Regions from separate parts of the Homo sapiens genome. Here region 1 is linked to region 2. Evidence: chromatin loops called from intact Hi-C (ENCODE). Cell type or tissue: heart right ventricle. All regions are shown on one strand.

What was found. Peaks named below come from ENCODE experiments on the same cell type or tissue, not always from the same donor. Only the 100,000 strongest peaks of a DNase experiment are listed, where the experiment ranks them.
Region 1: a loop joins it to region 2, with 2.0 times the contacts of the local background. A loop is called at or near these places in 5 of 110 quality-filtered maps.

The regions. Positions count from the first base shown.
Region 1 is chr2:165,452,569-165,460,568 of GRCh38, forward strand. No RefSeq gene overlaps it. Among named protein-coding and RNA genes, the nearest start is that of CSRNP3, 13 kb to the right of the region's middle. In heart right ventricle, no CTCF peak of the experiment used is centred here; a DNase peak (open chromatin) is centred at 3,710.
Region 2 is chr2:165,678,512-165,686,511 of GRCh38, forward strand. It overlaps CSRNP3 (cysteine and serine rich nuclear protein 3), which reads left to right. Exons shown (of 7, transcript NM_001172173.2): 7 at 190-8,000. The coding sequence ends at 1,242. Among named protein-coding and RNA genes, the nearest start is that of GALNT3, 110 kb to the right of the region's middle. In heart right ventricle, no CTCF peak of the experiment used is centred here; a DNase peak (open chromatin) is centred at 3,560; H3K27ac peaks cover 2,070 bases.

The DNA of each region.
Region 1 (8,000 bases), 230 kb before region 2:
TCAGTGCTCAGCATTTCTGCTTTTACCTTGGGCACTGTGCACATTGTGGCACCCAAGCTGTTGTACTATTTTAAGCTTTACTTGCTCAAACTGCTTTGCTGTTCACTACTGCTGCAACATCAAGACCTAAAAATTTTAAAGAGAGGTCAACACAACCACATTGTTCCTTTATTCGGTGTTGTTTATGGAGTGTTTAATATGCACCAGTTACTACTTTTGTGATGAAATGCTCATTTCTATTATTAAAGTCTTACTATTAAGTGTATTTATTCTCACTTCTGGAAGAAGAAAATCTTTTTTCATACTATAGTATTATATATTATATTTAATATATACCCTAAAATAAATTTTCTGCTCATTGCATCAGGCATGAAACAAACCATTACCACATGCTAACAATATTTCTACAGTGGAGGTGATACCAAGGACAGTAGCGGCAGAGGGAAAGGAGACCCTGAAGCTCAGTGTTTCTGAAAGAAAGGGGAAAGGCTTCAGAGTCCTATCTGAATTTCTGCAGCTAAGTGGAATTTTGCCAAGCTTTTCAGTGTAAAGGACTAGAAGAAAGAAAATGTATGAACACACGGGAGTGAGAGAGCATCACGTAATTACAAAGTAATAATGAGTTTAGAATTTCAGAAAACAAAGTTGTGGCAGGTGATAAGGCAGGGAAGGCATGCAGCTTTTGAGACATCCAGAGGGAAGTGCCTAGTTTGGCAATTTTTGAAAAGCAATCTAATTTCACAGAGGTAGATCAGATGACCCATCATAACCAACAGAGGAACCAGTCTGGGTTAAGTCATGTGACTATTTCTTAAGAATGGAAAGTTATTTGACTTTCATGTGAGAAATTACACAAAAATATTGTGATTGATATTGTTTAAGGGGAACGCACGTTGTTGAGACCATTCAAACTATTTTTATGGAAATTAGTAGTCAGGAAAAACACACAAAAAAGGAGATAATCAATATGTATGTACAGAGATTTGGCTCCAGATAAACACCCATATGATAACATCAGGTCTACTCAGCACATTAGTGAAATTTGGCAAGATTAATGATTTTCTTAGCAACCTCCCCAGGAAATGAAGTTTGGCTGATGCAGTGCCATCTTAGGAAAGGCCAGATCTGCATATTATTAACATTTGTGTTGGTGGGTTCCCAAAAGTGGGTGTAGTTTGACCCAAAATGAGTGTTAGAATAAAAACCCCACTTGCTATAAGAGTGTGAAACCATCTGAGGGAAGCCAAAAATTAGACATTTCTTCAAGCACAAATGGCTGGTGTCAAAACTAGTTGCAACAGTGCTATGTTCAGCAGCTGCGCCTGCACGGTAACTAGGGAGCTATCTGGCTATGAATGTTTGTTTCACACATCAGAATTTAAGGGAGAGGGTAGAATACACTGGGCAACACCTCATGAAAATAAGGTGGGGTTTTCTTTCTCTCTCCATAACTTGAGTCTGAAGACTTAAAACGGGAGCAAACCATGATATAATCGTGTTTTCATCTTTGGAAAAACACGTATTTTTCTATCCTACCAATGACATTTTAAAAAGAAACATGCCTATTTCGTCATTGCCCATTCCTACTTCATAGCTATCTTAGATTTCCTTTTTAAGCCATCTTTCCTAGAGACCAAGATTGGCCCAAGACCAATTTGTTTACTCTGTGCCAAAAAGTTATTTCTCATTTCTCGGGCCCAATTATCTAGAAAGCTTATAAAATGTCTACCTTGGAAAGCCCAAGAAATAAAAATTTTAAAAATAAAGTTTCTCAGAGGAACTCACAGAATGTTCAATCCAAGATTCTTTTCTGGTTGGAGAAGGGTGCACAGATAGGAATCATAAAAAAGAAAAATGAGGAGCATTGTCTGCTTTGCAACCCTAGGTGTATTTATTTTGTCAGTTCCCTCTTGGTGTGAGCCTGGTGTATTAAAAGGAAGAGATCTAGAGGCGAGGATCTCCTACAGCCTTCTTACACAACACCACCACAGTTATTTGGGTAACTTTAAGGAAAGGTCTAGAAGTTAGAGGCAGACCAAGGACTCCTTTTGCAGCTGCTTGAGCCAGATGAGTATGTCAAAAGCAAAGAGGACCAACAGGTGAGTCTGGGCTCCATATAAGGTGGAAGTCCAGGAGACTGGTAACCACTGAAGACTTAGCTTATTTATATGCCCAGCTATCAGACGAGGCATAGAATTGCTAACCTTCCTTTATGATTCCTATTCTCTTCCCTCATTATTGAGTGTTGTCTATCTGTAGGTATTTTCAAGTGACCTGGGCTCAAGTTAGACTTTGTAGAAATATTGAATAAGATTTATTTATCCTTTAACAGTTTGGAAATATCTCATATAGATAAACTTGCCATCCAGGCTCAAAGAAAAACCCAAGGCTTTTGCAAGCCAGGTAAAGACAACTTTGCTTTTGAGGCAAAAATCAGCTAAAACTAAATCATACAGAAACCCTAACAAAGCATGAGAGGAAAAATTTACCTTGGCAAAATTTTTATTTTCCCAGGTATAAATGCTTACCTATGCAATTGTGTACTTGGACCTGTAGATAAATACCCCACAACTCTGAAGGTCTGAAAGTGGAAACATAAGAGAGAGCTCTTGAACATCTCTTTCTGGGGCCAAAGCTGTGTTGCCAAAGAGAAAAAAAAAAACTTACAGGAAAATTATAGCGTTTGCATTTGATAGAATAGGAAAGAAGACAAAAAAAAAAGTAAGTGCCATATTACATCCATATTGCATGTGAAATATTTTAAAATACATAATTCTTTTCAACATGCTAAAAGGGATATTATCTAAAAGAATTTAATACACATATATTGTATTTTATGTATATGAACTGCCTATGAAAATAGTATATCTTCTTAGCAGCAGTTTCAGAAACTAAACTTAAATTATATATTGAAAAGCTGCAAATAAAATTAAAACATTTCAGAACTTTTAGTAGTTGCAGGAATTACTACCAGATCTAATTCCTAAATTTATCAATGTATTTTTTATAATAAATAGATTTTCATACATTTAGCAGTATTTTATTGTGTAAAAGACAGATTTGAGTTCAAACCTTGACTTTTTCTCATAAAAAATGGAGGTGCTAGTAAAAAATGAAGACATTTTACTGTTAAAGTAAAATTCTATAAATACTATAGGTAGATAGGTAGCTAAGTTCCTGGCAGAAACTTGGTATGCAATACAAGGAACTTATTGCTAGTACTAAACTTAGCATATAGTATGAAGGATTAGGGCATTGAGAAATGAATACAATTTCATTACTATCATCAGCATAAAATATAGGGTAACAGGCTTAAAATCTTGTCTTCTTGATGGGAAAAGGATAATATCATTTAACATATTAACAGCAATATTTATTATTATTATCATATCTTTTATATCTGTTTTGGTTATAAAATTATTTCTCATATTGTCTCTTAAGATCAAACTATTTTTCATATTGTCTCTTAAGATCATTTGCCTCTTGAGCCAAACTCTCAGTTCCAGACACAATGCAGTAGCTTGCAGCAGATGATGTATCTATCTCCTGAGAATAACCAGGAAGAAACAGTTTTTAAAAATTTCTTTTTTATTTTTTTTAGTTCTGAGGAAATTGGAGAGCTGTCAAGGCAGCCAGGACTTGTGGAACCAGATCCTGGAGAAAAGAGGAGACTGAATTGAGCTGCAATTGAGTTCAGCCCAACTTTCTATGCACCACTTCTCCCCTTGGGACATCTGCTGACTCTCAGCACAGGACAAGGATCTGGAAAGCCTGGCAGGAAACAGTTCTTAATCCACAAACCAAAGTTGCCAGAAAGAGATTTTAAAACCACGGTGACTAAGATGTACCTTAAAATAGATGAAAAGATAAAGAATTTTAATATAAAATTGCAACCTATAAAAGAAAAGCAAATAAAAATTTTAGAATTAAAAAAGCATACTAAGTTTGAAAACTCAATAAATGAGTTTAGTAACAGACTGGATATAGCTAAACAGAGAATTAATAGGGTGGAAGAAAAGTTAGAAGAAAATATCCAAACTAAAGTAAAGGGAAAAAATGATGGAAGATATACATAAGCAGAGAGTCAATACATATGACATAGTGAAATGGTCTAACATATACGAAACTGAAGCATCAAAAGTGGAAGACAGAAAATGAGAAGAGAGAGAATATTCAAAGACAAAGAACTTTCCAAAGCTGATGAAAGAAACCAAAGATTTGAGGAGCACTACAATCCCAAACAAGATAAATAGCACAAATTAATAAATAAAAAATAAATCACAGTAAAACTGCTTAAAATGAAAAATTAAGAATACTGAAAGAAAGGATACTAAATTTATCATCAGATGACCTGCACCCATAGAAATATCAAAGAAATTTCTTTAGGCAACAGGAAAATGATTTCATGCAATAACATAAAACTGAAAAAAGAACAATACAAATTATAAATATGTGCCTACACTAAATGGATATACACTGTTTAAAAAATAGTAAATTCCTATGAGGTTTAAATGTATGAAAAACTAAAATTAAAATCCATCACAACAGTAGGACAAAAAACTTAGAAAAAGATAAGTAATTCTTACATTTTTGGGAAAAGGATAAAAGTACTTATTTATATTAAACTTTAATAAATGTTGGCTGTAGACTAATCACTATTTAAGTGGTAAAAGAATGTGTAAAGGAGAAAATGGAATAATAAAAATGCTTGAGCCAGGCACAGTGGCTCATACCTATAATTCCAGCAATTTGGGAGGCCAAGGTGGGAGGATCACTGGAGCCCAGGAGTTCAAGATCTGCCTGGACAACATGACAAAACCCCATCTCCACAAAAAATACAAAAATTAGTTGGACATAGTGGTGCACGCCTGTAGTTCCAGTTACTCAGGAGGCTGAAGTGGGAGGATCATTTGAGCCCCAGCGGCAGAGGCTGCAGTGAGTTGAGATTGCAACACTGCACTCTAGGCTGGATGACAGAAAACATTTTTGTAATGTTTTATTTTTTTTTCCTGCCTCGGAAAAAAAAAAAAAAAAGCAAAACAACAAACACAAAAAAACAAAGGAAACAAAATATATCCTCCATCCAGTCTAATTAAAATCCTAGCATATATTTTACCTTTTTCAGGAAAACATCCACAACATACTCTGTTGTCAAGTTTGTGATGAAACAAATACCCTCAAACATGGTTGCTGGTGGTCATACGAAAGCACAGAACCTCGTAAATAAGGAATTAGTAAATTCCAACAAAATTGAGTATGCATATACTCTTTAGCCTATCGTATCTCATTCTTTCAAAAGTGGCGAAGAAAGGGAAAAATAAGATTTATTCTCTTTCCCCTATGAATTATTAACTCAGAATAAACAAAAAATGAACAAAGTTTCTCAATTTGCTATTAAATGTACAAGGAATAATAAGATTTGGTTATCATTAATTTTCAGCTTCAGATAAAATTATAGATGTGTTATGATTATGAATACCTAACATCATAAAAAGAAAATCAACCCAAACTTGTACTAACACTACATACACAATCTAGGAATAAAGTGTGAAGGTAACCAAACATCTAGATTTAAGTACCAGAGGAACATATTAAATAACACATTGGGAAAGCAATCAGCAAAATTGAGACCACGGAAAACTCTACAGAGTAAAGGCTATGGCTTCATCAACAAATAAATTACAGCAGGAGAGAAAGAGAGAGAGAAAGGGAGGTGGGTCAGGGCAACCTGTAGGTTAAAAGAGACCATTTGCAGTGTGCTATGTATGAATGGACTTTCTTTGGATGCTGATTTCAACAAAAATCTAGAAAACACTCATGAGACATTTGGAGAAATGTGAACACCAACTGTGTATTTTTTATATGGAATAAAGGTATTTTTAGAAGTTTCCTTGTCTTTTAGATAATTTTTAAAATTTTTTTCAGATTCAGGGGTATGTTTTTAGGCTTGTTATAAGGGTGTGTTGCATAATGCTGGAGTTTGGCTTCTATTGAACCCATTACCTGAATAGTGAAAATAGTGCCCTACCCAATATGTATTTTTTCAACCCCTTGCCCCTCTCCCTTTCTCCCCACTTTTGGAGTTCCCTGTATTTATTGATTCCATCTTAGTGCCCATATGTACCCATTGTTTAGTGCCCACTTTTAAATGAGAACATGTGGTAGTTGATTTTCTGTTTCCACATCAATTCACTTTAATTCACTTAGGATAATGGCCTCCAGCTGCATCCATGTTGCTGCAAAGGACATGATTTCATTCTTATTTATGGCTGCATAGTATTCCATGATGTATATCTACTGCATCTTCTTTATCCAATTTATGGTTGATGGGCACTTAGGTTAATTCCATGACTTTGCCATTGTGAATAGTGCTGCAATAAACATATGAGTATAGCTGTCTTTTTGATAGGACAATTTCTTTTCCTTTGGGTATATAGCCAGTAGTGGGATTGCTGGGTCAAATGGCAGTTCAATTCCAATTCTTTGAGAAATCTACATACTGTTTTTTTATAGGGATTGAACTAATTTACATTCCCACCAACAGTGTATAAGCATTCCCTTTTGTCTGCATCCTCACGAACATCTATTATTTTTTTACTTTTTAATAATAGCCATTCTGACTGGTGTGAGATAGTATCTCATTGTGGTTTTAGTGTGCATTTCTCTGAAGATTAGTGATAAGCATTTTCTCATGTTGGCCACTTGTATATCTTCTTTTAAGAAGTGTCTGTTTATGTCCTTTGCCCACTTTTTAGTGAGTTTTTTTCTTATTGATTTAAGTTCTTTATAGATTCTAGATAGTAGTCCTTTGTCAGATGCATAGTTTGAAAATATCTTCTCCCATTATGTAGGTTGTTTGTTTAATCTGTTGATTTTTTTTTTTTTTTTGCTATGCAGAATATCTTAAGTAAGTCTCAATTGTCAATTTTTGTTTTTGATGCATTTGCTTCTAAGGGCTTAGTCATAAATTTTTTGCCAAAATTCTTGCCCAAATTCTGGGCATTTCCAATGTCCAGAAGAGGTTTACTTCTAGAATTTTTTTTAACAGTCTGAGGCCTTAATTTAAGTCTTTAATCCATCTTGTTAATTTTTGTTTATGGTGAGAGGTAGAGGTACAGTTTCATTCTTCTGCATATGGCTAGCCAGCTTTCCCAGCACAATTTATTGAGTGGGGTGTCCTTTCCCCATTGTTTCTTTTTGTCAACTTTGTTGAAGATCAGTTGATTGTAGATGTGCAGCTTTATTTCTGTGTTCTCTATTCTGTTACATTGATCTCTGTGTCTATTTTTGTACTAGTACCATGCTGATTTGGTTACTACAGCCTTGTAGTATCGTTTAAAGTCAGGCAATGTAATACCTCTGGTTTTGTTCTTTTTGCTTAGGATTGCTTTGGCTATTTGGGCTTTTTCGTGGCTCCATGTGAATTTTAGAATACTTTTTTGTAACTCTGTGAAAGATGACATTGGTAATTTGATAGGAATTCCATTGAATCTGTAGATTGCTTTGGGCAGAACAGTCATTTTAATGACATTGATTCTTCTAATCTATGAATATGGAGTGTTTTTCCATTTGTTTGTGTTATCTATGATTTCTTTTATCAGTTATTTTTTCTGGTTCTTTTAAATAATGAATATTTATGGGTAAAATAATATGAAGCCCATAGTGTGCTTTAATATAATGGGGTAGAAGTGGATAGGGTCTGAAGGAAACAACAACAATCATGGGTTATTACTGAAACTTGGTGAAGTACACATGGAAATTATTGTATCTATTCTTTCTAAATTTGTATTTGTTTAAAATTATCATTAATAAACAGTTAAAATGTAATGTCCTTTACCTTATAAAAATACATATTTCTGAGACAGAAACTTCATGATTTTTATTTCGCGGGTGTGAGGTAAGAACCAGGAGTTTGATTTTAGCTGGGGTCCCAAATGTTTCTCATGTACATTATAAAAAATATATAGTTTTATGACTCTCCAGCACTTTAATTATAACAT
Region 2 (8,000 bases):
GTTAACTCTTATGTTTTAAGCCCTCACTTTCCCCTTTTCATTTCTATTTGAAGTTTGGTTGTCATTTGCTCTGGCATATGTGGAATTAAGTGGATGGATTACTTAATTCAAAGAAGTTACTGAAAAGTTCTGGGCGTTTATTTGGTTTGTAATAGTTCCATGGTGCTAATCTGTGTTCTTCCTTCCAAGGTGGATCGTATGTCTTTCCCATGCGGCTGCACTAAAGAAGGATGTAGTAACACAGCAGGTAGAATTGAATTTAATCCTATCCGTGTTCGGACTCACTTTTTGCACACAATAATGAAACTTGAACTGGAGAAAAACCGAGAGCAGCAAATCCCCACGCTGAATGGCTGCCACAGTGAGATAAGTGCTCACAGTAGTTCTATGGGCCCTGTCGCTCACTCCGTAGAATATTCAATCGCAGACAGTTTTGAGATTGAAACTGAGCCCCAGGCTGCAGTGCTGCACCTGCAGTCGGCTGAAGAATTAGATTGCCAAGGAGAGGAGGAGGAAGAAGAGGAGGATGGGAGCAGCTTTTGCAGCGGAGTCACAGATTCTAGCACGCAAAGCTTGGCACCTAGTGAGTCAGACGAGGAGGAGGAGGAAGAAGAAGAGGAAGAGGAGGAGGAGGATGACGATGATGACAAAGGAGATGGCTTCGTGGAAGGTTTGGGCACCCATGCCGAAGTTGTCCCTCTTCCTTCAGTTCTTTGTTATTCTGATGGCACCGCCGTTCACGAAAGCCATGCAAAGAATGCTTCTTTTTATGCCAACTCTTCAACTCTGTATTACCAAATAGATAGCCACATTCCAGGAACTCCAAATCAGATCTCTGAGAACTATTCTGAAAGAGACACTGTCAAAAATGGTACCCTTTCGCTGGTGCCTTACACCATGACCCCGGAGCAATTCGTTGACTATGCCCGACAAGCAGAAGAGGCCTATGGTGCCTCCCACTACCCAGCTGCCAACCCCTCTGTAATCGTTTGCTGCTCCTCTTCCGAAAATGATAGCGGTGTGCCCTGCAATAGTTTATATCCTGAACACAGGTCCAATCACCCTCAAGTGGAATTTCACTCATACTTGAAAGGCCCCTCCCAAGAAGGGTTTGTCTCTGCATTGAATGGTGACAGTCACATTTCAGAGCATCCTGCTGAAAATTCTTTGAGCCTTGCAGAAAAGAGCATATTGCATGAAGAGTGCATCAAATCACCCGTGGTTGAGACAGTCCCTGTTTAGTAGCTTAAATTATTCTAGGACCAACTCTTCTCTTATTTAAGGCACTGTATTTAATTGGATTTCCTGGGCTCATCATTGTTTAAACTGAAGACCAAGAAAACTTGGACGGTGGTTAATCTTCCAGACTGTATTTTGTTTTTTCCTTTCTAGCCACATGACTGTGGCATTGCACAAATACAGTCTCTGTAGGGATTTTAAAAGATTTCAGACTGTTTTGATAGAAAAAGCTAAATTTTAAAATGCATATCTCACAGTTGCCTACCTGTCAAACTGTGTGAAACCTGCCAATCTGTGTAGATCAGAGCTCCAAATTTTGGATTATCGGGCCTGTGCAAGATTGTTAACTAAGGCTGGGAAATAATAAGATTTAGAGTCCTAATTTTCAATATATCTGAAGATAATGATGACTTTTTAATGTAAAAGTAATTATTGTAAGAAAAAGATTTAATTGTTCCATGTGTATTTTATTTATGGTAGTTTAGAAGACATGTTTTGATGAAAATGAACAGCCGCATGTTCATTCAAGCTGAAGATGCATAGCTAGTTCCACAGAGCATGCCCACATGGATTGCATCTGGAATCCATTCACATTTTTATGATCATGACTGATCAGATTTGCAAATTCTTAAGGGTGAAATAGGCCTATTTTTGCTATTTTGGACAAATAAATGATTCTATATGTGCAGGTCCTTACACAGTTTTCTCTAAAGTTAAGAGTTAGGACAATCCTCTGGGGAGAGTCTAGTTCACTGCCCTCCCTCAGCTGACTCCAGAGATGGAGGTAGAAGGAATTGCCTTTCTTTTTTAAACAGCATCATCTTGATTCTTAGCTTGGACAGCACCTTTAAGCTCTACCCCCTACATCAAAATGCACTTTAGTGCCCCTTCACGGTACCTCGTGTGGGGTGGGGACTGAGAACTCTTTGAGATGAAAAAATTTAAAAAAAAATTAAAAAGATCTTTAACTATTATAAGGTTCATATAATTAATATAGAGGAATCATCCAATGATACTTATGAAGGGAAAATGACCTATTTTCCTTCACCACTCTGAGGACCTAACTCAGTAAATGCAGAGGAGGCTGAGGAAACATGGAAGAGACACGACCTCAGCAACCAGCCTTTTCTCCAGCGTGATCAATCCATCTCTACAAAATCAGTGTATAATGAGATTTCCACTTAGTGACTAGCTGATTGAAGGGGGGCCTCTACCCAAATACTCAACTAGGCCTTTCTTTTCTGAAGCATTTTGATTTGTCTTGCCTGGGACAACTAGCAGAACAGTCCAGAATGCATTGCATACTTTCTAATTACCTCACATTCTCTTATTAAAGAGAACAGATAGAAATAAAACATGCACTCCCCACCTTTAGATTACCTGCACTTGGTTCGTCGGAGGACTTCTAGGATCCCGTTTCCCTGTAAATTAATTTAGGTAACTAAATAGTGTAATTCTGCCTTTTTTTTTCCAATGCAATATGACTATGCTAAACCTGTTTCATATTTTTGACCTTCTATTGTTATATCACTTCACATGTTTTATAACTATTTGAAATGCGGACATGACTTGCTATTCAGTGACTGCATCGCTACTTATTTTTTATGTCTTTTAGACTTGGGTGTTTAGAATTATGGATATAAATATATTGTAGATCTCAATTTCTAAAAAAAATATTTTATTTAATTGAACTTAAAAATGCTTGATCTAGAGAAAGTCCTCCAGTGGAAAAGTTTCTACTAAACTTTGTTTTGGGGAAAAAATGTTTACTTGGCAGCTCTTCCACTGTGCAGTTGGTTTCTGCCCCTTCTCTTCCCCCCTACATTGGGCCAAATTTATAACTCTTAATATTAACATTAAAAGAGCTTTGGGTTTGTCTTTATGTAGGTTGCAGTAATGAGAGCAGGGTTGTTCCTTTTGAATGATTGGCCCTTTGGGCTAATCAGAATGAGGATTTGTTGAAATCTCAAATATACATATATATATATATATATATATATATATATATATACACACACACACACACATACACATATATATACACATATATGTATGTGTGTGTGTGTGTGTGTGTGTGTGTATATATATATATCCCATGTTGTCTGCAAAGTGACAGTTTTTAGTGCTTAATCTCCAAAATTTTCCCCCTACTGATACAATCTAAAGAGCACAGGCCCAAAGAGAAAATGACAAGAGGCTATTGTTCCTTCATTCAAGCACATGAAAGGATCATGTGTACTGTATTTGCTGGACCATTACAAGCTCTTGAAGGATCTGCTTGTGAAGTACTCTGAGGTTATTCTTGGAACACAGAGTGTGGGAGAGTGGGGAAGAGCCAGCTCCAGCCTGAGCAAAGCTGAAGGGTAGAATGACAGTCCAGTTTCTGAAAAGAGATATTTTAATTTTAGTTCAGCTTTATTTTCCTAAGACGATATGAAGCCTACTTTTTTATTTTTGGCTAGGTCTTTGTTTTCTAGCTTTGTTTCCAAAAGGATGCTTAAGAAAACAGAGTTTTTTTCCCCTATCCATTTATCTAGGGTAGAAAGTCACTGCCCTGTGAGAAGAATTACCCTTCCAATCATGACAGCTTCTATTCCAACTTTTCATATACCTGACTAACCTGTAAACATATCCCACAAACCACATACACAGGCTACCTATTAAAACTCTCCCATATACCTAACACATACACATGCACACACATACAAAATATATACATATCACACACTTAGAGAATGACAGATTTCAGGCAATGGCCAATAGTCAGTATTGAGTTTTTCTAACCCCAGAATCTGGTTGGGCTTTATGATCTAAAAAAATGTGGTTTAGAAAAGAGGATAATTGGTAGAGCTGTAGTTTGAAAATATCAGGTCAAAGTTGCAAACATACTTATGATGGAATCATTTCATTTTTAGTTCCTTTCCCAGAAAAGCTGAGAGAGCACACTGTTCCAGCTGACTTTTTTTTCCATTAATAGCCGTTCTATTCAACAAAGAGCTGCCCACATGCCAGGAAAGTGCTACAGTCCTTCTAAGCTTTTAAAAATGGGGATCAAGCTACATGCAGCCAGTTGGAATACTTAAGATCTTTATGCCAAGACACAATAACCTGACCTGCAGCTGTTGTATTGCCTCCATAGTATATCTAGCCAAACTGTAGTCTTTGACACACAACTTTTTAGTCATTCACTATCAATTGCAAAGCTTCATGCTCCAGCCCTGGCTATTCTAGTACCAGTCCTATACCTTTAAATGGGACTTAATTCCCAGTTATAATCCTGGCCGAATTGATTTGAAAGTCAAGTGGCTGAAGCAGCTTGCATCTCCTTTGTCATTCCCAATTTCCTTTGGGAGAAGTCAATGAAAGAGATTTACTTAAGTTTTTCCTCCTTATCTCTTGATCATTAATTATTAAGACATGGGTAAAATTCATTTGTCTCATGTCTTTTGGTTGATTGAATAATATAGTTACTTTTTGAAAGCCCATCATTTCTTTGTGATAAAACCATTTTCTCAATGTGACAGCCACATGTAAAATGTGAAACTAATGTTTCTTAGTATGTTTAAAATCTTCACAATCATATATGGCCCTGCAATACTCCCTGAATTCCTTCCCTCCAAAAAAAAACTATGAGTTGCAAAAACACTAGTTACGAATTAATCAAGAAGCAAAGAGAGTATGTTAAGTGGCTATGTTCTTTAAAATTTTACATTCTAATAGATGACTTCTAGGCAAAATTTTGGTATGATTACCATTAAACAGGAAAACATACCATGATTTACTTTCTATAACTTGCTAATCACTGTTTCTTTTATTTCAATTTTTGATATTGTTGCACAAGTTTATGACTCTTTGGTCTTTATATTCAAAATTTATTAAGTATCAATTCTTTCTTTCAACAAATATGTACTGAACACATGCTGTGTTAGAACAACTGTCTTGGGTAGTAAAAAGAGGGGAACACTACAAATTATAATGGATAATATTAATGAAGGGTGGCATGAAATAATCAAGCTTTCTCAAATCCTCTTAATATGTGATTTTATCAAGTGACATTAGAAAAACTGACATCAGTTCTTGTCTAATTATATGTGAGCTGCAACTAAAAGATGCTTCCTTTACCTAAATTATAGAACTCACTGGATCGCCCTTCATCTCTCTCCCTCCATCTGAAATGTATGAATTAAATCAGGACTCAGCTAGGACTGAATCAAATGAAAAAGAAATTTTCGATTAATTGCTTCTTCAATGTTAGACCTATATAAGTGATGCTAAATTTACACCAGCAAACTCCTATCAGACAGTTTCAAGGAGGATTTGACTCATGCATAACCCAGGAAACATTTCAGGAAACTTTTAAGACAACAGTGTGGAACACAATCACTCTTACTTCTATTTATAAAAAGCCTATCAAAACAGCAAAATCCTGTTGCAAATTCCAAAGACATCACTTTGCAGCAGGTGGAAAACAGAGAGGTTGTTAGACTCCATCACTTTCAGCTGGAGTTACAAACCATCAAATTAGCAGGTGGAAAATTTATATTCTCAGAAGCCAACAGGAGACTGCCTTTTTAAAAGGTGTCATGAAGCCTTCTATTTCTCCAAACAACTCAATATTTCTCTTTAAAATGGCATCTCTGTTCCTTATTCTCTTGATGACAGTTTGCAGTGCCATTATAGCCAGTGTATTAAATACCAGGCTTTAATGGGAAGCACCTTTGTGCTTTCAAAGGCAAGACTTGTCTGTAATTTTAAATTAGAACTGTTGGTTGTATTCTTACCACAACCAAAACCCAAAGTTTAAAGGCTTGATTACTCTATATTAGGTCTAATATGAATTTTCACCTTCTGATTGCATTACTTTTTCTGAAATCTGCTAACTAGTGCTGGAATAACAAAAATGCCTAAGCCAAAATGCTGTAGCTCTGCACCAACAGCACAGCTCATCAGATGTTTTCTATAGTAGTAAAGAATTTGATTGACTTAATTGAATATCAGCAATTTTAATACCCACTAGAATTATGGAAGTATCAGAGTGGAAGTGAGGACGCAATAAAAGCTTAATAAGTGGTGGTGTCTTCTAGGAATTATGAAAAAAAAAGCTCAGCAGAGCTAAGCCAGATCTTATTACATCATAAAGACTAGAGTTACAAATGGCAGCCCCAAACCTAGAAGGGGCAGTTACAATGTGGACACCCTTTCAGCCCAGTTGGTGCTCACATCTGCTGACCAACATTCATATCAATTACATTTTTACAGTCTGTAAGTCATTTGATGCTTTAGAAAATAAAAACACACACCTACAGCATTCTAAAGAAACTATTTTGTTAAAAAATTTAAACACATTTTATATTAAAATAAGTGATCAATGACTTTCATGATTGTCAAAAGTAAAAAGTGCAGACATTTAAAAAAGCTCTTCTTTCACATTTTACCTACCAAATCTAGATATTCAACGTGAGTCCTTAAAACAGTCACTTCTAAATTTTATTTTGACTCCTTTCTTGGCTTTTTCAAACTGGACCATGAGACCCCCTTCCTAAACAATGCAGTTGTTTTGTTTTATTCTTTTTTTCCAGAAATTCAAGCTGAAACATTTGATATGACCTGTGTTTTACCTGGTGATCAGTTCTCAGGCTAGTCTAAGTCTGTGCTGTCTTGGCATGCCTTGGGTTTCCTATCCTGAGAGTGGTAATGCCAGTAGAATGATGGGAACCAGGAGAGTGAATACGACCAGATTCAAAGCCTAAAACAATATGTTTCAGTTTACTTTTATATGTAGATTTTTTAAATATTCACATCTAGCCTGGAATTTTAGTAAATACAGATACTTGTTGTATCCATGGGAAATGAGGTCATTTCAAAGATGTAAGTCACGTTGGTGACTACTTTCTTTTACTTGTGATAAATATATCACTATACAGGGTAATTGCTTTTATAAATTTGATCCTTTGCATTGGCTTATAATTCAAGAAATGTCAACTTCACTGTGTCACTTTATGTCATCTCTCATAAAAGTTTCTGGCAGGACTAAAGTTTCAAAGGAATGTGATAGAATTTATTTTGGATAACATTTGTATTCAGCATGCTAATGATGTAACTCCTCTCTTTATCATTACCACGGTGATAGTTAAGTTCATTCGTTAACTCATTTTAGTGACATGTGAGGCCATTTAAATATTTTTAAGATAATGTATATTGATTAGAAAGGGTTAGAAGGAGACAAATTTATGGTAGAAATTAGCCTTGCCATTGTCTAAGTTAATTTATGTGACCTGATTGAACAGTTTTAGTTGTAACTTTAGAGTAGCTTCTTTGTTAGAGGATCTCTTTCCTTTCTCTTTTGGTTTTCTCCCAATATTTTTATCTGTCTTGGGATTATCTTAAAAGGTATTTATTAATGAGTATTTGGAAGAAAATTGACCTAGAAAATGTCTCTTTTAAATTTATCTAGGTACTTGTATCACCAGAGACCTTCATCAAGTCCTACTGCCACACTGGATAAGGCCACTACCCCCGACCCTTCTTGTCAGGGACATGGCTTCCTAATAATGGTTTTGCTGTTGTCTCTACATAGGGGACCTATGGAAAAGGAGTTTGAAATTTCTACCTTTGTAGTACATTGTATCCAATTTTGTTTTGCTCCTCCTTTTCATGTGGTCACCAAGCTTTTTTCCTTAGCCATTAAAAAAGCCACCCCTCTTTAAAACAAATTTAAAGATCTATATACATTTTTGCAACTTTATTTAATAAAAAAGAGA